Regions from separate parts of the Mus musculus genome. Here all the other regions are linked to region 3. The links are chromatin loops, found by intact Hi-C in ENCODE. Cell type or tissue: heart. All regions are shown on one strand.

Region 1 (8,000 bases), 87 kb before region 3:
TCTCTGGGAGCTGCCTTGTGCTTTGGGTCTTACTTAGCTTCATGGGCAGGGAGAGGTCACTGGTTCTCAATTTTTATATTTTCAAAACAGGAGGAGCAACTCTTCTTGGCTAGTTCAATTGTAAACTATATAACACACCAGAAAATAATGGAAAGTAATATTTATGGCGCACTTATACTGAAAGTAAGTTGAAATAAATTTGTTCTATACATTGTCTGCTTTCAAGCTCCATCTAAGACTAACCACTGAGTTACGTTTTCTATGTATTCCACAGGTGCAGAGACTGAAGCTTGGGGAGGTTAGGGGAGTTGCTTTAATTCCTAAACCTGTCATCAAAGGGAAGAACCCAGATATGAACTTTAAACCTAACAGCCCCACCAGTAAAAATTCAAACTAATTTATATGCATCTTTTGTTTCCTCTTGCCAACTTTATTCTACTTTTCTTTCCTATTTCTTTGCTTTCATCTCCTGTCTTATTCTACATTAGGCAATGACTGCTGCCACAATTTGTCCTGACTCACTAGAGTGAAGTTCAGTGTTGCTAAGAAACAAATCATCGATTAAGAAAGACAATGACTATAGTAACTGTGTTAGAGGGACTATGTGTGTTTTCTGGGAGTGAGGCAATGAGCAAGGAGTTATCGCATGTCAGAAGAAACTTATAAATACAAGCAACATTCAGAGGAGAAAGTCAATTAGTGCCAGAAGAAAGGGCATGTTCCTTACACCAATGTCAGCGAACACTTGGACTCAACAGAATCACTCAGCATGCTTCGACTCTGCAAGAATGGAGTGTGTGGAGGGAGAGGTTAAAAGACAGGCAGTTAGACTTGGGAAAGAAGTCAAAATAAGTCTAGCTACATCCTCCCCCTCCCTCAGATTCCCTCTCAAGAATTTAATTCCTTCCAGCTCCATAAAAATAAAAAAATATTTCCTGTCAAAGCATGCACTTAGGTGGGTAAAGGAAGGATAGGGGGAATCTCCTCCTTTTTCATAGATGGTGGCTTCAAGTCCCCACCTGATCAGAGCCTGGAGGCCTGAGCAGAAAAATGCGAGTCAGAACCTGGGAAGGCAAACAGAGCAACCCACAGCATCCAGAGATGGAATTATAAAATCTCCAAAAACTTTCTTCACTGCCTGAATAAACATGTTACTCAATTTGCACTTTCTTCTCCTCCCCCTGCCTATTTACTGAAATTTAAAAAGAGCCACAGAAAGTCCTAATTACATAAGGGACCCATCTATAAAAATTATTATTTTTTTCTTTACTTACAAACTAAATCTTATTGTAATCAGTGTCTAGTTTCTATGTGTTTTATTCAACAACAGCAGCAAAGAATAGACAGTAAGGAAGTTTTTGAAGCCGTAGGTAATGAAAATAATAAACAACATATTTTCCAGATTAAATTCTGGCTTTGTCCCAGAACACCATAGAAATGCATTCAAAATGCACAGAGAACTCCAGAGCACTTGAACTTCAGAGCCCAGGAGTAATTCTATGGAAGTCTAATTAGTCTTCTCTGCAGACCACATTTAAAAAAGCTTTAGGATTAATGCCATTCCATTTTCCAGACCCACACATCTCCAAAGCAAGGGGGAAAAAAGTCATTTCAGAAGGATAATAAATACTACTTACAAACAAGACTGGAAAGGGTGGAGACTGGAATGGGGTTGGGGGTGGGGAGACAAATTCTTCAGTTACAATCTTTTAGAAAAAAAAAAAAAAGACAAATTTCAAATCAAGTTGCTCCACTAGACTACAAAAGCAGTTTGGAATGCTGGGCGGATGCAAAGGGATAAAGCAAATGTGGAGGGGGAGGGAGAAGGGGGCCGATAAAGTTTCTGGCTACAATACAAGAGACGTATCATTACCATATGATCTAATGTGGGTGTCAGCTGGATGCGCTCACGCAGTGAAACCTTAGTTCTTAACTGTGCTATGGAGTAGAAGCAGGAGGTTTTCAACCCAGTGACAGTCACAGGGCAGCACCACCCCCTCCTCCTTCTTTCCACACCTGCAAACCCTTTTGCCTGGGCTGCATAGTTAGTGTTAATTACATCGCAGCTTTGAGGGCTCCTGTGGCAAATACCCGGATTAAAAGGTATGGCTTTCAATAATTGTCCTGAACTCTGCTACAGGCTAATAAAGCTTCTGTCAAGTGGAGGGCAGAAGAAAATATCTGGTGAGAAAAAGGAACGAGAAGGAAGCTGTGCTAAACTTTTAGTAATCTTTAGACAACGTTAGAAATGAATTGCTTGAAAACAGAAGTTAAGTACTCGGTAAAACAAACAAACAAAAAGGCAAAACTGTTTGAATGCATTGGTTTTGTGCTCTTGCTTCTGTTCTTGCAAATATGCTTATTAAAAACTTGTAACCTAACACCATGACTTGTCTATATTGGTAGTTTTGTGTTTGTACTGATGAAATGCTTTGCTCTTTATAAACTGTCAGCAGAAAAGCATTCGTAACTAGCATATTGCTTGTGCCTAAATTAGGTATTTAAGGGTTTCTTCTCGTGCTGTGTTCTTGCATACTTCACAATCTTTAAAACATCAGCAAGACAAGTCTCTGGCTGTAGAAATATAATGCCTACTTCTGCAACACCAGAAATGAATAGGAATTATTACCAGAAAGGTGAAAAGGAACACAGGAAATATTTATGATGTTAAAGATCTGAGATAATACAGCTGCAGAGCTCTTTGGTTATAAATGTTTCTGTCAATATTTTCGATGCAAATTAACCTTTCTTATGAGGTGCATTCACTATGAGGTGAGGGTGGGGGTTGATTCTCATTTTAACTTAAAGCAGAGTAAGCAGAGGACCACTGGTTACGTGTGCCCCAGTGTGTGACTCCAGTGATCTCTGTGCCTGTGGCTTTTTCTTCCTGCAGCTGCTTATTTTAGCAGACCTCTCCAAAAGAAACATAGGTTTTATTGTAGTTCTTGTTTGTGGACAAATGTATTTTTATTGCTTGTATTTTAATTATTCCTATTGTTACTGAAGTTTTAAATTCACCTTAAAATGAGGGATTTACAGATTCACTTCATACATACGTGTTAAGTTTTAACTCTGAAACACCTAACAACAGTATAAGTATGTTTATACAAAAGTTAACCTGGATGAAATAGCTAAGTAAATAAAGAAAGATTGTTTTGGGGCCAGACAGATTACTTTTGGTGAGACATTTCGGAACTTAAACAACTCTTTTTAGTGGAAAAATGGCTTTACAAATATTTGAGAGGAACAGTTTCTACAAGATATAGTGTTGCTTCAGTCACAACCTGTTCGTTTGTAAATTGTTTTTTGTTGTTCTAGTTGCCATTTATAACAAAAGGAAAAAAAAACAAACAAACAAAAAAACAAAACAAACAAACAAAAAAAAAAACACTGAAGAAATGTTGAGGACCAGTGACTCTTAAGATTTCTCTTAAGTTAATTGCTCTAAACACGCTGGATCTTTGAGTAGTATAAAAAATATTTTAAAAGAAATTTCATGGGAGAACTGGAAGAAAATTTATAAGCATTTTTTTAGGATAACAGAGTTCAAAAACATGCATATATGCATGCACACTTGCACATATACACACATACACACATGAGAGAGAAAGAGAGAGAGAGAGGGTATTAATGAAGTGGTATGCAGTCTGGCTGTATCAGGCTTTAGTCTAAAGGAAGATTGAGCAGAGAATTTGTCCTATTTTAACAAGGTAAACACATATAAAGAAAGATGGTGTTCCTCAGAGCCTGGGCTCAACATTTCCTTTTTAGGGTTGATAGGGAAGTCACCAGGCATGTCTGCTTTGGAGCGTAGATGACAAAGAGACATCTCCAGAAATGCTCCTTATTCTTATTAAATCTGAGATTACGTTGTTTCATTTCTTTTCTTCTCCTAAAATTACAAGGCATTAAATATGCAAGTCCAGCAAACTTGTGGTAAACCATAAACATTCTATTTTAATGTGAAGCAGTCTTCTCCTTTACTGCAATCCAAATAAACATCCCTAAACAATAACCTCCCTTTAAGAGCAGCTGAGTGGGATTGGGTTACTAGAGGACACTTGCCCTTGAACTTGGGGAGGTTGGATGAATCACAATCTTTATGATTTTTTTTTAAATTGAGAAATCACAATTATGTATGGAGTATTCTGTTTTAGACATACTGCAGTATTAGATGTAAATTAAAAATGAATGTGTGGAGTTTTTTTTTTTTTTAACTTGTGTGTGTGTGTATTTCCTAGTGTTTTTGGAAAAAGCTTCAAGGCTATACATTCTGTGTATTGTTATATGGAAACATAGTAGCGAGTAAATCCAACATATTTGCAGAGATGCAGCTCTTCTTGAGATCACGAGTCTGAAAGTGATGCCTTCAATGGTTGAGGATGACTTCTAAGAGCTGAAGAGGGATCTTAAGCCATGTCCGTTCAAAAAATAGGTGGCTTGATCTCTTTTGATTGTTCATTTTGAGTTATCTTTAATTAATATCCAAATAACTAGAAATTTGCTGTGAATATACAATTTGGGCTCTAAGACATCAGACTTGTTTGGTTTCTTGGAGCCAGCAGAATGCACTGTGTTATTAATAAACTGATGGTAGCTGAGTCACTTGTGTTCAAAATATTGTGCAAGGCATGGGTGAAGAACAAGGAATACTAAGGCACGCCCTGAGGGAGAACATCCACTAATGTTGGGGTAAACACAGAAAGCCCATTATAACATGATAAGTTCATTAAAAGAGGTCAGAATATCGTGCTTCAGATCACAGAAGCGGTAACGAGCAGCACCCTGCTCAGAGGAGAAGTGAGGGGAGACAGGGGCAGGAGACCCAGAATCTCACGTAACCTTTAAACTTCTTCAGAAGGTAGGTAATCAAAATGGCAAAGCTGTCTAAGTGTGGGGGGTTGAAGTAAAGAAAATGTCTGGGTTGAAGTGGGAGAGAGAAAATGCAGAGAATTGTATCTTTAAGTACCAATTGATACCAAATAATGTCTGGCTTCTCAACCAACTTAGGAACCATGGTTATCATTGACAGGTCAGAAGATGTCAAAAAATTGTGTCAGTAGATCTGTACAGAAGAACCTTAAATTTTATACGATGGCTTGGGCAGCAACATGGTGGAAGATGATTTGAAATAATAGAAATATTTAGAGCAGAAACAAGTTGGAGTCTTTTACAACAATTTTATGGGGTGGTAGATGAGACCAAAGGAAACACAGGAGGATCTGGAGATGAATAGGGCTTAAGGAGATGTCTCTGGAAGAAGTTGGAGATTTCTTACTACAAAGGCACAGTTTTATTTGACTGTCATATGACAGCACTGAGCCAACATGGTAATACAACCATGATTTCTTATTCAAGGACACCCTGACAGTGATCTGGCATATCGTCTTAATCCATACCCCAAGATGAGACACACTATTTCATACTGTTTGAATTGCTACTGGCAAGGAAATGGTTTACTTATGTCTGTAATCACCTTTACCTCCTTTTAAAGACCTTTTGCTGAATGCTTGACTTCTTCATGGCAAATGTTATTTTCTATACTTTTTCTCTGTGCTCTCACTCTGCTATGATATATTATGTATCAAATTGCACATAAATCAAGTGGCATCCTTGCTCAGAAACCCTTCTCTTTGTTTCCCTGGTCCCCAGGTCGTGAAAATACATGAGATAATCATGAAGGCAACTCTCATCTTCTTCCTTCTGGCACAAGTCTCTTGGGCTGGACCATTTGAACAGAGAGGCTTATTTGACTTCATGCTAGAAGATGAGGCTTCTGGCATAATCCCTTATGACCCTGACAATCCCCTGATATCTATGTGCCCCTACCGATGCCAGTGTCATCTTCGAGTGGTGCAGTGTTCTGATCTGGGTAAGTGTGTCTGGCCAAAGGTATGCCTCTTCTTCATGGAACTGAGTTCTCTTGAGTGCTTGGCCCTTTGAGGTCTCATCTCTGCAATTCCAGAAGTAAGAGACACACCCCCTAAAGAGGAGTAGGGCAAATAGTCAAGGAGAAAAAGAATTAACTTTGAGGCTAGGACACTTTAGGCTTTCCACGCTACACTGCCCCACCTCTCACCCTTTTCAATCAGGTCTACAAAGGTTTGTAGTGAATCACTTTAAAAAAAAACTTAATGACTTGAATAGATCCCCTTTTTGCAAAGTAAAATGTCTACCAATACATCATCTATATTGTGTTTCCAGGGGGATGTTTATTCTTTCCCATTTTCATTTTTGTTTCTTTTTCTAAATTTTTGATTTGGTTTCCTAAAGTGTTAGATACTATGAAAACTTGGAAAGTCCCTTTACTCTTTACAGGTTCCAGGCAACAGAGATTAAACGTGACTAACTTGCAAAATGCATAGTTATCAGAAGCAAAATGAGATGGATTGTGCAACAAAAAATTATCTTCAAGATGCACAGGCATTCCCTGCATTCTCTGGTCTGGGTTCCCATGTAGCTTTGGCAGCCGATTATGGTCTTTAGAACTATTCAACAGGAATATTTATAACTAAAGCACAATGTAAATATCTGATATAATCTCATGTTCTGAAACTTCAGCTCAATACACTAAAGAGAGCTGGCTTATCTGTTTGAAAGTAAAAATTGGCCTGGAATTCCAAAAGCCACATGATTAGAAGATAAATCTTCAGAAAGTTTGGAGGCCCAGCAGTTGAGCCAAAGGTTAATGCATTGGCTTCCCATGGCAGCTGCTTTCCCTTCTTCTCTTTACTTGTCTATTTTCTTATCGCAAAAAAAAAAAAAAAAAAAAAAAAAAAAAAACCATGATCACAGGACTAGTGTTTTTGCTGTGTGTCTTGCTTATAGAAGAAATACCACAGCATAAGAAGGTGCTTCACAGAGAAGCCCCATAGTTATTCAGGGCAATTTGCTAGGCATATTTTGCAGAAAAATGATCAGTAATATTAACCAGGGAAATATGCTCTACAGAGGAGCACAGACAAACGTAGAAGTAAACTGTTCAGCATCAACAACCAAGAAACACTTATCTTACTTTTCAATGTTGACACTTTAAAACTTCAGTGAGGGTATACACGGAGGCTTTCAGGAGGCTAGAGGTAGTTTCTCTGGTTGCTCAGTGATCTGGTAAGTATATTCTTCCCTATGATGGGTCAGTGGCACTCCAGATGTAGGAATATACATTATTATCTGTTTCCTTAGAACTACCATTTTCATAGGTTTTAATGAGACAAAACAGATGCAATGTTCAAACTTTTGTCAGTATTGACTATATTGTATTTAATATAAGTAATTTTCTATTTAAATGCTTGACTGTGTGTTTTCCTCTATGGCTGAAGTTCTCAACCTTCCAAACACTGTGACCCTTTAATATAGTTCCTCATGTTGTTTATGGTGACCCCACAGTGATAAAATTATTTCTTGTTGCCAATTTGTAACTGTAATTTTGCTACTCTTATGAATTGTAATGTAAATACTTCTAGAGGTAGAAGGTTGTTAAAGGAGTTGGGACCCAGAGGTTGAGAGCCACTGCTCTAAGGGTTATTTGTGCCAGTGTTAAACCACAATGATTCTTAAACATATTTTCAATGAGAGTAAATGAAAAATGAGAAGCTGGAGCTCAGCCATTTGTTTATAAGGAGATGTGAAAGCTTCTGGAAGATTCCCCGGGACGTTTGGCTCCAGTTATCTCCACTGTAGCATCATTTCCTGGTTATCTAGAGCACAGAGGGCTGAGAAAGTACACATGAATTTGCCAAGTACTTCTGCATGTTTTGTTAAAATTTAGTTTGAGGTTTAAACCAGAATTCAGTGTGAGACCCATAGTTCCATTCTATCTTTATCAGATAAAGAACTATTTTGGAAAACTGATCAGCAAATGTAGTCTTTATCAAATTATGGAGTCCAGTTGTTACCAAAAGGAAAGGACAACTCATTCCTTTTATATTTGCTATTAACGGATATGTGATTTTATATACATTGCATATATTACATGTAGCATGAAATATTTTGATACATAT
Region 2 (8,000 bases), 190 kb before region 3:
GGGGCTGCAAACCCCTTCAGTTCTTTGGGTACTTTCTCTAGCTCCTTCATTGGGACCCTGTGCTCTGTCCAATGGATGACTATGAGCATCCACTTCTATATTTGCCAGGCACTGGCTGAGCCTCTCAGGAGACAGCTATATCAGGATTTGCTCAGCAAAATATAGCTGGCATTTGCAATAGTGTCTGGGTTTGGTGGTTTGGGTTTGGTATAGGATCCCCAGTTGGGGCAGTGTCTGGAAGGTCTTCCTTCAGTCTCTGCTCCGAACTTTGTCTCTGTAACTCCTTCCATGGGTATTTTGTTCCCCCTTCTAAGAAGGATCAAAGTATCCACACTTTGGTCTTCCTTCTTCTTGAGTTTCATGTGTTTTGCAAATTGTATCTTGTGTATTCTGAGCTTCGGAGCTAATATCCAATTATCAGTGAGTGCTTATCATGTTTGTTCTTTTGTGATTTGGGTTACCTTACTCAGGATATCTTCCAGATCCATCCATTTGTCTAAGAATTTCATAAATTCACTGTTTTTAATAGCTGTGTAGTACTCTATTGTGTAAATGTACCACATTTTCTGTATCCATTCTTTAAACCACTAAAAGCAACCAGCAGCATCCTGGATTCTCAGGATTGGAGGTGCTCAGTGATTGCTCATTCTTGTTCTTCATGCCTCATCTAGGTTTTAACTAAACACATAATCCTTATCTAACAAGGATTCACTGGAATTAGCATATCAGAAAAGTACATTTATTCCTTGATTAAAAGAATCCATTTTATTGTCTGCATTCTGGAAGGTTCCTCTTGTAGTCCTGAGTGTTCTCCCCCCTTCCTTTCTCGCCCTCTCTCTTCTCCCTCATTCCTTCTCTCTCTCTGTCTCTCTCCATGTGAGTGCATGCATGCATGTGTGTGTGTGTGTGTGTGTGTGTGTGTGTGTGTGTGTGTGTGTGCGTGCATAGTTGATTTTTCTCTCTGTGTATCTGTCTGGAGGTCTAGAGAGGTTATTTTAAGACCCAACCATTTTCCTTGCCCTAAGTGAATAAACAAATAAAAATTAACAAACAATGGCAAAGAAAGAAAAAGCCATGAGTGGGCTTCAGCCATCCTGGACATATTCTACAAACACTAAAATCTTCCTGTCTTTGTTCACATCCGCTCATGCGTCTGCCTCATGCGAACAGCGTGGTGGTACCTAGGTGCACATGCCTCAGGTGAATGTGGAAACCCAAGGTAGAGAGAGTCTCTTCACCCATAGGAATAGACCAGATATAGGAAAGCTAATTAATAAAATAATACATGATCATCTTTTGGATTTTCAAAGCTCAGTCAAAAATTTAAAATTAGGGGTTGTTTTATAGGTTGTTTGAAGCTACGAAATATACTTTGTGAAAATATATTTTAAGTTAGACCTTAAAGTCTCTTCCTTTATTTAATTTTCATGATTCGAGAGTTGTGCGTTTATACTATTGCTTTGATTTCCAGATCCCAACAGATGCCTCAAAAAGACAGCAACTAAAAAAGCATAAAACTGCATACCCCAAAGTGCCCATTATTCAGCCCTGAGCCTGCCAAGTTGTCAAGTGATATTATAGTTACACTCTTTAAAACACTCAAAACACAAAGCGGGATAAATGCAAAATGCTGAATTTTATAGATTTTGTCTGTTCCAAAGGGACTGTCCAACAGAAAGTCCGATAGTACGTCCAATTATTACAGCACATATGCTATGTGGCATTTATAAGTTATTTTGAGGGTTTTGGAAAGGGAGAGCTGTGCGTGACAACCACAGCAGTGCAGGCTGTGGAATTTAACTCCATCTTTCTCATCCTCCTGTTGGTAGAGCGAGAAACGCAGGATGCTACTTCAGCAATCATTGCCTCAATTATTTAAATTTGCTAAATTCACCGTGTGGCGAAGGTCATGAAACCCTTATTAGTCCGTGCAGGACAGCAGCAATGTTTTGTTAAAACCAGTGGAGTTTACAAGGCAGCGTTCCTGCTATGCTTTCAAATCTCTATGATTGTCTCATAACCAATTTAAAAAAAATGACGATATGGTATGTGGTATAACTTGAATTGAAAACCAATGACCATTTGCCTCTTTCATATGTAGCTGGTTACATGAACACAGGTGCCAGGGGAATGAACTCAGAGAATCATGGGTGCCATTCATTGTAGAATCCTCCAGGCCTCGAGTCTAACACCTAAAAGGTTTTTGACAGTGTGAAGTAGCTTAGTGGATGGCATTAAACGAAACTAGCTGTTTAATAATTGTATCTTCAATCTACCAACCCAGTGGAAATTACATCTATGCCAGACTTATGGATGTTTACGTACAGCTTGGAATCCAATCTAGGTAGCTCCCCAACTCCATTCCTGAAGCACTTTAAAGGTCACTCATAGTTTCCATTTTGGTGCAGAATTTTTGCTTTATTGATACTGTAACAGTGGAAGGTATGTCTTCATGCCTTAAAGATGTTCACATATATTATCCAGCAATTTGGTTTATCTCTCTACTAAACTTTATGAAAAATTTCATTCTGCCTCACATGCCCAAACCAGCTCAGCAGGACCACTCATTCCTGATTCTGGTTAAAAATAAGCAAGGCTCTTTTTCTTGAGCGAAATAAAAGAATATACATCTCTATTTTCCCCTATATATTGAAACAGCACAGTTCTTGAAGTTAAGGGCTATGCTTATCAAACATTTCTTCTAAGTATTAAGTGGAATTAAATTATATTATCGAAATATCTGTATTCAGGTCCAAGCCTAAAAGAAAATCATGATGTTAAGAGGTGGCTTAGGATTATGCTATTTTGATATGTCAAACAGAATGTGTTACAAGATCTGATGCAGTTAGCACAATTTCTAAAATCTGGACTCCCTGTTATTTACTAAGACTTTACTTGCAATTTTAGAGGTATTTTCGTTTAAATATCTATGGGATATAACTTTAAAACAGTATACTAAGATTGAAATTATTATTATCACTCTCATTTAAGAGTCAGTTAACTTTCTCTAGCTTCTCCACTGGGGGCCCTTTGTTCCATCCTATAGATGACTGTGACCATCCACTTCTGTATTTGCCAGGCACTGGCATAGCTTCACACGAGACAGCTATATCAGGGTCCTTTCAGCAAAATCTTGCTAGCAAATGCAATAGTGTCTGGGTATATGCAAATTGTATCTTGGGTATTCTAAATTTCTGGGCTAATATCTACTTATCAGTGAGTGCATATCAAGTGACTTCTTTTGTGATTGGGTTACCTCACTAAGGATGATATCCTCCAGATACATCCATTTGCCCAAGAATTTCACAAATTCATTGTTTTTAATAGCTGAGTAGTACTCCATTGTGTAAATGTACCACATTTTCAAGGAGCTGAAGGGATCTGCAACCCTATAGGTGGAACAATAATATGAACTAGCCAGTATCCCCAGAGCTCCTGTCTCTAGCTGCATATGTAGCAGAAAATGGCCTAGTCGGCCATCATTGGGAAGGGAGGCCCCTTGCAAACTTTATATGCCCTAGTACAGGGGAATGCCAGGGCCAAGAAGTGGGAGTGGGTGGGTAGGGGAGCAAGGCGGGGGTAGGGTATAGGGAACTTTCGGGATAGCATTTGAAATGTAAATAAAGAAAATATCTAATTTTAAAAAGGCAAAAAAAAAAAAAGAAGAAGAAGAAGAAGAAGAAAAGAAAAACAAAACAAACAAACAAAAGCCAGTTAACAGACATTAAAGTTGAGCTCTTGGGTGCTATTCCCATGTTGTCCAGTAGGTGGGGCTTGTGTACTCTTCATCTTTACCAGGGAGCAGAGAACCGGGGGAGCCAGAGGGACCAGAGTTTCCAGAATTGTTTCTTCTTTAACTCTAGTTGGTTACTGGCCACACCAGTAATCTGCATTTTTGCAAATGCAGCTACTTGTGCTCAACAAGCTCCTAGGATACAAATAAATCTGATTTTGTGATTTAGATTGGTTTTAACATTGCAGTTTATTAAGTTTACAACGATCTTTCCTCCATTTAGATCTTTGGAAAATGTTTTTTTCTTTTTCTTTTTTTAAAAGGTTATGTTGATCTATTTGCAGTTATCCTTTGAATTAAAGTGTGTAAGCCACATATATACACGTCTAGACTCTTATAAACACATCTTCCAGACAATCCAAATCCAGAAGAATAAAATTTTCAATCAGGAGATTATTTAAAATGCAACCAAACAGAAGAAGCAAGAGGAGAGCAAGCTGGAAAGATTCACACGAGACAAGAAATAACAGAGGAGTCCTAAAAGCAAATATATACATCCTCCCATCCAGTGTGTAAATCTAACAGCTTCCTTGTATAAAGGAGGCAACAAAGTCCCAGAAAGCTGAAGGCGTGAATGCAGTCGGACAGGACCCAACACCCACTCCCTCCTCTCGTGAGACTGTGCAGGATTTACCAAAGAGATGCACTAGATCTGAGCCTGAGGAAGCACAACTTTAATTTTGACAATTGAAATTTCCTTATAATGATTCTTCCTTGGGCACATGCTAATATTAGCCACAATATGCTCTCAGAATCCCAGCAAGAAATGTGATCATTTGTTCAGCGTGTAAATTAAAGACCTACGCTACTTAACAGAGTACCCTTTAATCATGGGACCATTGAGTTGAACTCAACATCAAATTACGTTACATAAAATTATGAGTTGATTTCTGTTGCATTTTTTTTAGCTTAATTAAAGTGGTTAGGAGCTCCATATAATCCCAGAGTATAGATTGGTTTGTGCTGACTTTTTGATTTCTTTAGACTTTTGCTAAGGAGCTACCATACAAGCCATGCCTGGCATACATCAATAATCTTTGCAATTCCAGTTATTAGAATTTCCTTATGTAAAGAAAGAATAATATTTGTAGCTGCCATATTGAATAGGGCACATGTGGGTAGTCATTTATTTCTTTAATTTACTTTTACCATATAATTTACCTTTTAGTCTTTTCTTTTTTAGATTATAGTATTTTTTAGATTATAGACATCATGTCTTCCGCTCTTTCCTTCCACTGATCTGATCCTTCCCACATCAACTTCATTGCTCTTGTTCAAATTTTCATTGTTGTTACATGCATATATGTACACATAGTATATTCATACATATTCATAAATATAAGCAGTTTAGTCTGTATGTTACTCATGTATGTTTTCAGGCTTGACTCTTTGGTATTGGATAGCTAAGTGATATGCTCCTGCAGGAGAAATATTATTTCTCTCTCTCATCACTCCTTATGTGGCTGTCGTTCTTTGTGTATGGTTATAGTTCTGTGGGCTTTCTCCACCTATGTTGGCATGTCTGTTGTTCTTGTTCAGCTTCATGTTTCAGCATTCATACTAGTGAGACTTTATTGGTGTAGCCTTTGACACTTCCAGGAGACACAATCTCTCATGAATCTCCTGTGTCCCTTAATGGTCCTTCAAATCCCATCTTCCAGAATCTTCCCGGATCCCAAAGTGAGGGAGCGTTTTGTAAATGGATCCACTGGGACTGGGATCAAAAGCACAGTGCCAGACATAAAAAGCCCTGTTTTGAGTTGTTGGTCAGGGATGTCCAAGAGATCCCAGAACATACAGCCTCTTGCTATTGTCCTTGGTTGCCCACACAGAGGCAGAAGTTAAGTCCCTATTGCTGGAGACAGACACCATGCTTTTCAGAAACAGACCCTGGAGGCCCTTGAGCTGGATTTGATGGAGAGCCTTCCTAAGGACTTGCTTTTATGGTACCAGAAGGTGCTATGCATGCCTTTGCTACCACTGTGGATAGCCTGTTGTAGATAACTAACTGTGGAGGTCATAGAGAGAAGGGGACACAAAGTCACCTTCACGCATGACATTCAAGTCACCAAGTGCATTTCTTTCCTAGTTTACTTAGATTCAGAGGCAAACTTCCAAGTATCTATGAACAACGTTCAAGTGACTGTCACTTTATGCGCTTCTGCATCCCTGCCCTTGCATCGCTGACCACTCAATTTTATGTTAATTTTCCCATTGAGTGTCTGATGCACATCAGCCATTGAAATAGGCAGCTCTAAAGCTGAAGAACTGCATAACAACGAGTAATCTGGCTGGGCCAAGCACACATTTCCAGAGGAGCCCAGTCAACAAATGTAACACACTCCGTAAACCATTTGAGAGGAAGAGCAAGGGTGATTGGCACAATTGTGTCATTAAGACAAGGAAGCTAAGTCCAGGACACTAAATGATTTGTCCAAAATAATAAAGACAACATTTCAAAATGTTTCCTCAGACTGAAATCCATGCTTTTGACTTCAAGTATTTTGTATTTTCTCCCTCTGGTACCAATCCCAGAGTAGAGATTGGTTTATGCTGACTTCTTGATTTCTTTAGACTTTTGCTAAGGAGCTACCATACAAGCCATGCCTGGCATACATCAATAGTTTTTGCAATTCCAGTTATTAGAATTTTCTTATGTAAAGAAAGAATAATATTTGTCGTGAATGTAAACTTGTTTGAATCCTTGAGTTAAGTACAGAAGGCCTCTGTATGGATCTGATCTGCACTTGACGTGTTATCCATGCTTGAGCCCTTGGGTGTTCATAGATCATGAATCAGGCTTACACATGCATTCCTCGGCATAGAAGTGGGATCATCCTGTTTATGGGAAATCAGTGCAGGATCGCTGGCATCAATCTTCTGGTTGCGATACTCCTGCCTTTCTGAATAGAAGCCTGATTCATTTAGCCATCCTTAACTCTAAATGTTATCCTAACTCTAAATCTTATAGATAACTCTGTTTATAACAGCCACAGCTGTTATCAGCACTTGATTAACCAACACTGTGAGGAGGTTCAGATACCATGTCTACTTTACAGTCTTTTGGTCCCAAATGGTTCTAAAGGGAGGTGATGTGATATTTGCTTTCATAAAACAAGGCTAAGTGAAGGTCCCAGTGATGGGACAGTGTTTTCTTATCCCAGCCATCAAATTCACCAGACAGGTCTTCAGTTTTGAGAACTTTGTCTAGGTCTTCATGGATCACTGCCTACTCCCAGAATCCTTTGCACTTCCCCACAAGCATCTGCCAACACTATCCAGATCAAAAGAAATGGATAAGCAGCTCCCCACACACACTTTCTGGACAACAGAAAGGGTCTTGCTTTTTTTATTCACCAGTTTATCAACTTTAATTTGTACAACCTTCCTCTATGTGTCTGTAGCTCACCAATTGCTCCTTCAAGGCCCCTTTCCTACTATTTAAGAGTTCATTTGAAATATCACATTCCTACTTGACAGAAGTCTGTTAATTCTCTGAATGGTGTATAATAATCAATGCAAGGACAGTGAAAAATTGCACAGGAGAACCTCAGCTGTATGAGGGGCAGAAGGCTTCTCACATAGGGCTCTGATGCTCCCATTTGAACGTCTGATAGAAAAACAATTAGAAACGAAATGCCAATTGCTGCCATTCTGTCCCCCTGCCCTCTTAAGAATCTCTTATGAGAAGTGTGTACCCAGGAACTTTGCTTTGCCTTAAATTGTCTGTCAGAGTAAGAATCAAAGTAAGTTTTTGGCAGAGGCTGCCATAAGTGGAGATGTTGGAAAACAAGAAAACTTCTACTCAATAGTGAAATTTACCGTTTTCTTGTGGGTTTCTATGACTCCTTCATTAGACATTTAGAGTTGGACACTTTGTGAAAAACATTTCGTAACAGCTTTAAAAATAAAAAATAAAAAGAAGAGGGGAAAACCTATCTGTTCAGCTGGATAGTGTATCCATAACACAGCCAGGTATCCTTGCCCACATGATAGATATCTCCATAGTCTAGAATAGCCTGAAGCTAGTCTTGAACATTCTGAAAGCGGTATGCACAATGGAAGTGGCATCTAATTTCATCTGGAAGCATCAGTGTTTGCTCTGGCTTAGACATCTGCTCAGAGTGAAGGGAGACAGGAGGGAGGGGGGGTCTCCAGAACAAGCCTCCAACCCGCACATCTCTATCCTCCCTCTCAAAGCCACAAA
Region 3 (8,000 bases):
AATTACTCATTTGCTACATTACATACCAGAAAGTGAGTTAGAACACTCTATCAAGCCAGGCCTTTGGACAGACCACAACTTTGGGTGCCTTCCACCTTGGAAAAAAAGTCAGAATAGTCTGGTAACAGAATGAAAAAGATTAGTGACTTGTGATATTTTTAGGATATATTTATGTTATCTTTGTTCTGCTTTTTTTGGCTTTAAAGTATAGAATATAATCTTCAAGTAGGGTTTTGAGTGAGTTCCTGAGGAAATCCACAAATGAAAAACAGGTCAGACCTTGGCTGAGTGGTTCCAGATCTGAAGAACATGAGAAAGAGTTTCCTCAACATGACAAGCTAAAGAAGACATTCACCCTATCAGTTGTCTCAACGTGTATATGAAGCGCTGCTCACAGTACAGAAATGAATGCATCCTTAGGACAAAGAGCAAGCTAACCCAAGTGAATCAAATAAGTAATCCAAGAGGGGTGGCCAAAAAAAAAAAAAAAAAAAAAAAAAGACTCAGTTCCTTTGCGTGTGCTCATTTGCATTTTCCTGAGATTCTTTGCTCTGTTTGTGATTTATGAGGTCTTTACAGGAGCACAAGACTTGGCTGAGCAGATCACAGTTCACCGCCACCACACATGCAGAAGTTCAGAAGTTTGCAGCAGAAACCCTCTCACACCGAACTGCCTCATTTGTAGCAAGCTCGATTCTTAGGGGTTTAATCCAGTAAAGTACTTCTCTCTCTGTCTCTCTCTCTTCCCCCAACCCCGATTCCAGAGTGGAAGGGTCTGTTTTGTCCACCTGCACTTCGTTAGAGAGAAGCTTGCTCAGAGGCAACACCACAAGAGCCCACAGTGACATAACTTCATCCAGAGGCTGGCGTGATTGGGCTGGTCCCCCCCCCCCACCCCCCACGCTCCTCAGCTCTTGTATCACTGAGACTCTGGCAGCCAGTCCCACCCTGACAGAGTTCACAGCATATGTTAGTGGATTCTTGTTCACAGTGTGCCTGTTTAAGAAATTAACGGAAACAGTGTCAAGAGAGTAAGGTAAGTGCTTTTTTTTTTTTTTTTTTTCTTACTATACCCCAGGGGATGCTGAGTCTTGGGGACAGTGTTTAATTTTAACAGGAACAGGAAAAAAAAAGATCTAGAGGAATTTTGCCAATTTGCTATTCAATGACAGTTTTGAACATTTATTTTCACATTTTACCTATTATACTTTCCATCACTATTGGATTAATTTCACTCTGTATGCCAGACTGATTGGCAAGGGAAATTTAAAACGTTCCAAGGTTGCAATGAAAAAAAAAAAAAAAGTTAGACACTCAAAAACGTACAGAAATTAAAATGTTATCTATGCTAATTAGCTACATATTGTTATAATGTTGAAATCTAGTATTGAGACAGAAAAAGGCCACTACCACCAGCAGCAGTCAAGGGGTTTTGCAATAAAATATGTTGTTACAGGTCGCAATAAACATTCTGGGTTATAAAATGTTAGCAGGAGGACTCAGTTACTTGTGTGGATCACTTCTCCGTGTTTTGCTCATTTTAAAGATCTGTGGTTTTGGATATACACCTTAAGGTACATGTTTTTAAAAGTTTCTGGGAAACAATTTACATTTTTGCAGAAAAGCATTTCTTTCATGACCAGAGGTATTTAAAAAAGTAGGGGCCGAATGTATGACTTACCCTCACAGAGGAGGCATTGTATGTTCACAAGGTTGCTTTGATTTCAGACTGTTAAGTTTTACTTTGCCAAAACTGTGGAATAAATTTTTGTTAGTATGCATATTCCATTTAAAAAGTCAAAACTTAAATGAATCAACAGATTCATTTATGTGATTATGTACTGTTACTGTGTTCCTAGTGCTAGGCAGGGCAAATCCTAACTATTCAATTAAAAATTCCCATCAGAATCATGGGCAAGGGCATAATTTATTAGCATTGTGACTGTATCTGAGGTTAGAATTTCAAGTGTATCTTTCATAAAATCTTTTTCAATGTTTCTTTTCCTGAAGTCTGTCATGATTCTAAGCTAAAGCAAAGCATATATATTTAAAATGCATGGTCTCCCAACTTCTACTTCCTCCAAATTACCTGATGCAAATGCTTGTCTCATATTATTTGCATGAAATATCATGCAATGCAGGGTGTAATTGAATGTGGATTCTCTTCATGTTGTTTCACTCACAGGAACATGGGCTTTCTTACAATGCATTCTGTGATTCCCAACTCTTAAGTTCTAGCCTTCTTTTATGCAAATGGCTAGCTTTTCTCTGAATTTCGAATCATTGTTGAATCTCATCTTAGAAATATGTTATGTGAAAATAACTACCAGGAAATTTTTTGAACTTACACTCTCAGCACACATTTCATGAAGCCAACATCACTATTATTTTATTTTTGTTTTGTCTTTTATTCCCTGCCTTCTCCTGCCTCCACTTTCTGAAGGCACTAAAATCTGCATTAGCAAATCATGTTACCTTACAGTTGGCACAAAGAAGATGAACTCATGATTTAAAATGGAGAAGGACTTAGCTTTTAAAGTTGGAGAGAAGGTTATTTTCGTATAATTGGTATCCTTTTTGGTTTGGATATAAAAGCCAACACTGTCTGACGTTTCCCTGTTGGGTAAATATTTGTTCTTCTAAAATTAATTTACTAAATACTAGCTTCAGATACAGCTTCCAATGGATTTTAAAGCAGGGGATGTTAAGCTGCAAATAATGTAAACATCCATCTAAGAATTCAACCCCCTTTCCCCAGAATCCACAACAATAACAAGGCCCCTTGAAAGGAATGCGCTTATTGCCTCTTCTACCTCACAAGCAGCAAGAGCAGTTTGCCTCAGGGCAAAACCACAGATTGCCCCTGCACCCACTTAGGATCTCTCTAATGAGACATTTTAATGATGTTGATGGCAGAATATACGGAGGAATTTCCTGTTGTCTTCTAAGTGTCCTTTCTTCTGGATTAGGGGATATTCTTAAATAGGGTTTCTCACATTGTGTGAGATGGTGCCACCAGGAAATACCCTGACTGATATATCGATTAAGGAAGTATCAGAAGACAGGGCCTAAAAATTTGGAAGCCAGACCACAAGGGGGCGCATGCGTACACACCTGAAACCTGTTTCCACCCAAAGGTGTGAACAACACGCCCCCCCCCCCCCCCACACACACACACCCTCCCCTTCCCGGCAGCCTTCTCCTTATACTTAAATAGAAAGTTTCAAAGGGCAGTGAAGACACTATTTTGGAGGCACTGAAAATGAAATGAAAAAAAAAAAACGCACTTTGTTAATGAATTTAATGAAAATTGAACTTTTTTTCCCCTTGAAATTATATTATGCTGTAATGATTCGTTTTTCCACTTTATGTAGGTCACAGAGGACTTGCTGAAAATGAATGTATGTGCGTTCTCTCTTGCCTTGGCATTAGTCGGTAGTGTCAGTGGCCAATACTACGATTATGACATCCCTCTCTTCATGTATGGGCAAATATCACCCAACTGTGCACCAGAATGTAACTGCCCCCACAGCTACCCAACTGCCATGTACTGTGATGACCTCAAGTTGAAGAGTGTGCCAATGGTTCCTCCTGGCATCAAGTACCTTTACCTGAGGAATAACCAAATCGACCATATTGATGAGAAGGCCTTTGAGAACGTCACAGACCTGCAGTGGCTCATTCTTGACCACAACCTTCTAGAAAACTCCAAGATCAAAGGAAAGGTTTTCTCTAAGCTGAAACAACTGAAGAAACTGCATATAAACTACAACAACCTGACCGAGTCCGTCGGTCCACTTCCAAAGTCCCTGCAAGACCTACAGCTGACCAATAATAAAATCAGCAAGCTCGGCTCCTTCGACGGGCTGGTCAACTTGACCTTCATTTATCTTCAACACAACCAGCTCAAAGAGGATGCTGTCTCGGCTTCTCTGAAAGGTCTCAAATCACTAGAGTACCTGGATTTGAGCTTCAATCAGATGAGCAAGCTGCCTGCTGGTCTACCTACATCTCTTCTAACTCTCTACCTAGACAATAATAAGATCAGCAACATTCCGGATGAGTACTTCAAGCGCTTCACTGGGCTGCAATACCTGCGTTTATCTCACAATGAACTGGCTGATAGTGGGGTACCTGGAAACTCGTTTAATATATCATCCTTGCTCGAGCTTGATCTCTCCTATAATAAGCTTAAGAGTATACCAACAGTTAATGAAAATCTTGAAAATTATTACCTGGAGGTCAATGAACTTGAAAGTAAGTATAAAGATGCCCCCCCCCCCGTGTTAGAATTATTTAAAGTATACATTAAACTTTACTTATATACTTAAAGTTTGTATCAAACACTTTGAGAGTTAAAATACTTAGGTTTCACAATGTAATAAGAACGAATTAAAAGAACAACAAAATCCAAACATGGAATTCTATCTCAGTCATACACGGAATTGTTCCTAGCCTTTCCTTAGAGTGTCGAGACCAAGAGCTACTAAAGCCATAAAATTGTTCATTTAATCTATTAGTATTATTTGAGGCTAACTGACAGTGATGTCTCTCTTAATATTTTTCAGTTATTGCTTAGTTTGTTCCTTGCGTAGAATTGTGTGCTGCCTTTTACTAAGTGGCATGATCCAGTAGAGGAAAGGAAGAAAACCTTCAGAAGGCATGCGTGCAGTAAGAACAGGCTACCAAGCATCCTACCACTTGCCTGACTCAGAGCAAACACATATGGCCCTATCTTCCCTAACATCTGGAGGTTCACTATATGACCCTATTAACATGGCCAGCACCACCACTCTTTTTCTGACACAGTGTATGTGGTCCTCAAACAAATTCATGAGGAAAGGTGTTGAAAAAGGTTTTAAGTATCTATTTATTTAAAAGATATCCTTATAGAGCCCTTAGCTTTTGTACAGCCCTTCACTTCACCCACGTCACACATGGTTCTTTTCATGTGCTGATGTATTTTATTTTGATTTATCTCCATGATGGATCTGGACTTGATCTGCTCTTTGAAGGCTTCCATCCTCTTCAGCTTCAGTTCAGAAGATATGAAAACAGGCAGGAAATGACACCATTCAATCACAACCTTACCATTTAATAGAGTTTAGCACAGAAATGTGTCAGTTCACCAATGTGTGAAAATTTCAGGTGGAAAACATAATTTTACATATAAAGCAGTCATTGTCTATTCAAATTGAACTTGTTTATCTAATGAAAAGTTCACCTCCCTTGCCAAGATAAAAATATTGCTATCAGAAAAAAATGAAGTAGGACATTGTGACAACATTGAAATGTTTCTTTAATTTCATGTATCTCCTAGGTTACACATTTTCATGAAGGAGAATGTGATTGCCTATATAAACACCATTTTTTCAATTTCATTTTGAAATGGATTTTTAAATCCATGAAAGCAAGGTTTGGGACAGTTTGACTGTTACAAGTCACAGAGTTCAGACTAGCACAATTCTACTGGCACAACTGTTTATAGTGTAAAGTTTAATATGTGATAGTTCATATTCTTTAATTTTTCTAAGTAATGATTTCATTTATTATTTGCAATTATCTCAGCCTAAATCAGGTTCTCAACATTGAACATTACATGTAAAAATGAACTTAAGGTCATGTAAAGGCGCAACATTTTGTACCTATGGAAAACTGGTTCTCAAACTCTTTTGGATCCCAAACTCTACTGATGTTCAAGTCCTGTATATAGATGCTATAATAGTTCCATATGTCCGTATGTATGTCATCTCCTGTACACGAAATCTTCTATAGACAAATTATGCTGTTCAGCAAAATTGAGATGATGCTATCTACAAAGTTATATGCTATTATGTTCAGGGACAAAAGCAATAAAAATGTTTACAGTACTTATATATGCAAATTTAAAAACTATTTTTAACCCGTGGCTCATCACATCTGCAAATGAAGAACCATCGCCCCCTCCCCCCCGAAAATTACAGGGCTTCAATATACAACCCCAGACAGTCATTCCTATTCCAGATCTATGACTAAGAATTAATTTAAGTCAATCTTAATCTTCTTCAGATGAAGTGAATTAAGTATGGGAAAAAGGTTAAAAAGATATCAATTATGGAGGACATTCAGTGTGTTGATATAGTGTAATGTGCTTTGAACAACTGAATAATTTTTGTAACTCACTGAAAGCAATACATTACATCAGACAGAGGGGGCAGTTGAGAGCTCCAAATGCCCAAGCTAAGCACCAGAGATAGCCTGCAACCTAAAGTCCTCTTCCTTCTTTACATCATACCTTCTCAGAGACGAGTATTATAGGAAGACCAAGAAGTTACATTGAAAATGCTGTTCAAATACGCATAAGAGACTAGAGAGCAAAGTGCTTGAGTTTTATTTGTTATTGCTTACTAGGGTTTGAGAATAAAACAAAATAACAATCTGAGGACAAGACAAGCATAAGGTCAAACTTACCTGTGTGAACATAGATAGTTCTAGTAATAATCTTGGTTTCTATTTAAAGACTAGATGAGTTCTTGCTTGTGGCATCGTCTCAACCATCAAAGTAATACTGGCTACACATTGCATGATTTAGTTTGTGCCTTGTTTGAATCTCTGCCATATTGTGTGGTTGATGGAAAATTCTTTAGTGATTGATTAACCAAGTCTATCATTTTCAGTGGGGGGGGGGGGTACAAGGGTGAGTTTTTCACTGATGAGAACATTCAAACAATTCATATTTTTTTCAGGTCAGACTAAACATTTCATATTAGTTGAGTGCTGTTCTAAACCTTATTATCAAAATTAAATAAATTCTTTTTTTGATACATTTTATTTAATTCACCCTAGTGTTTACTAAATACTGTGATGCCACTTTAGTAGCCTGAAATATAAGCTCAGTGGTTTTTATTTTAAAAATACAAAAAAAAAAAAAAAACACACAGTAAAGATGACTTTCTACATGTGACAGACTATCTGCTAAAAAAATCATTCACGGGTTATTTTTCAAAATGGTAATTTCAATATAGCACAAGGAAAGTTGACTGGACTTTTCTATTCTTCTATTTGCAGAGTTTGATGTGAAGAGCTTCTGTAAGATCCTGGGACCACTGTCTTACTCCAAGATCAAGCATCTGCGCTTGGATGGCAATCCTCTCACTCAGAGCAGTCTGCCTCCTGACATGTATGAGTGTCTACGTGTAGCAAATGAAATCACCGTTAACTAACATCCTCTCATTCCAATACATTGAAGTATGTTCTGGAGCAGAACTTCATGGTTGGGAATGTGGGGGATGTTTTAAAGTTTTCACAATATCCTTCTCGTTGCTGGTGGTATTACTTCATGGATTTTAATTAATGAAGGAAATGTTTTATGAACATTTACCACATTTAAATAAAAGATGAAAAGCAGGCCTTTTTCATCCTGAGAACAGAAATACAAAACCCGTTAAACTTAAGTCTTTATTTGTAAATTTAATGTTTTCTACAGCTCTATGTTCAGATGGTATGAAAGCCTTTTTACTGATTGCATGGAAATCAGCCAAGTTTTTTATGGTTCCCAGATTTTACATTAATGATTTCAAAAACATGAAACAAATATACATGGATGTTTGTTATCCTAATCCAAATTATCTTGACATGTCAAGTCTGTTTTGCAGACATTTATACTCTGCATTTTGAAGCCAGTAATTTGCAAGATACCAAAGAAAATTAATGAAGTTGCATCCACTTACAGAAATGTAGTTCGCAGTAAGCATTTGCACGGTTACTTAGTGAAACTTTTCTTGAGTCATTTTCCTCTGTCATGTGTATGTTCCTTTTTGATTGTTTGCATGTTATGATTAATAGTTGATAGCAAAATAAAACAATGAAGCTGGCATCTTGGTGTTCATTTTTGTGAGAACTGTATGTCTCATAAAACACATAAAAGAGAGCAATCATATTCCAAGAGGGGGCCAGCTTGCCATATCTTACTTGTGTGGTCATAGAGCTTCCCACAGTTTGTCTAGTTCTAGCATCCACCT

The links. A loop is a pair of places that touch in the nucleus more often than their neighbours do. Peaks named below come from ENCODE experiments on the same cell type or tissue, not always from the same donor. Only the 100,000 strongest peaks of a DNase experiment are listed, where the experiment ranks them.
Region 1: a loop joins it to region 3, with 4 times the contacts of the local background. A loop is called at or near these places in 3 of 42 quality-filtered maps.
Region 2: it touches region 3 in a loop (2.4-fold over the local background); 3 of 42 quality-filtered maps call a loop at or near these places.

What each region holds. Positions count from the first base shown.
Region 1 is chr10:97,477,687-97,485,686 of GRCm38, forward strand. Dcn (decorin) reads left to right here and starts at 1,814. Exons shown (of 8, transcript NM_001190451.2): 1 at 1,814-2,103; 2 at 5,653-5,872. The coding sequence starts at 5,677. In heart, no CTCF peak of the experiment used is centred here; DNase peaks (open chromatin) are centred at 1,875, 4,715 and 7,665; H3K4me3 peaks cover 970 bases.
Region 2 is chr10:97,372,226-97,380,225 of GRCm38, forward strand. No RefSeq gene overlaps it. Among named protein-coding and RNA genes, the nearest start is that of Mir3966, 47 kb to the right of the region's middle. In heart, a CTCF peak has its summit at 3,758; no DNase peak of the experiment used is centred here.
Region 3 is chr10:97,564,850-97,572,849 of GRCm38, forward strand. Lum (lumican) reads left to right here and starts at 652. Exons shown (of 3, transcript NM_008524.2): 1 at 652-1,036; 2 at 3,375-4,257; 3 at 7,048-7,854. The coding sequence starts at 3,396. The coding sequence ends at 7,202. In heart, CTCF peaks have their summits at 3,066 (motif pointing right) and 6,213; a DNase peak (open chromatin) is centred at 902; H3K27ac peaks cover 385 bases.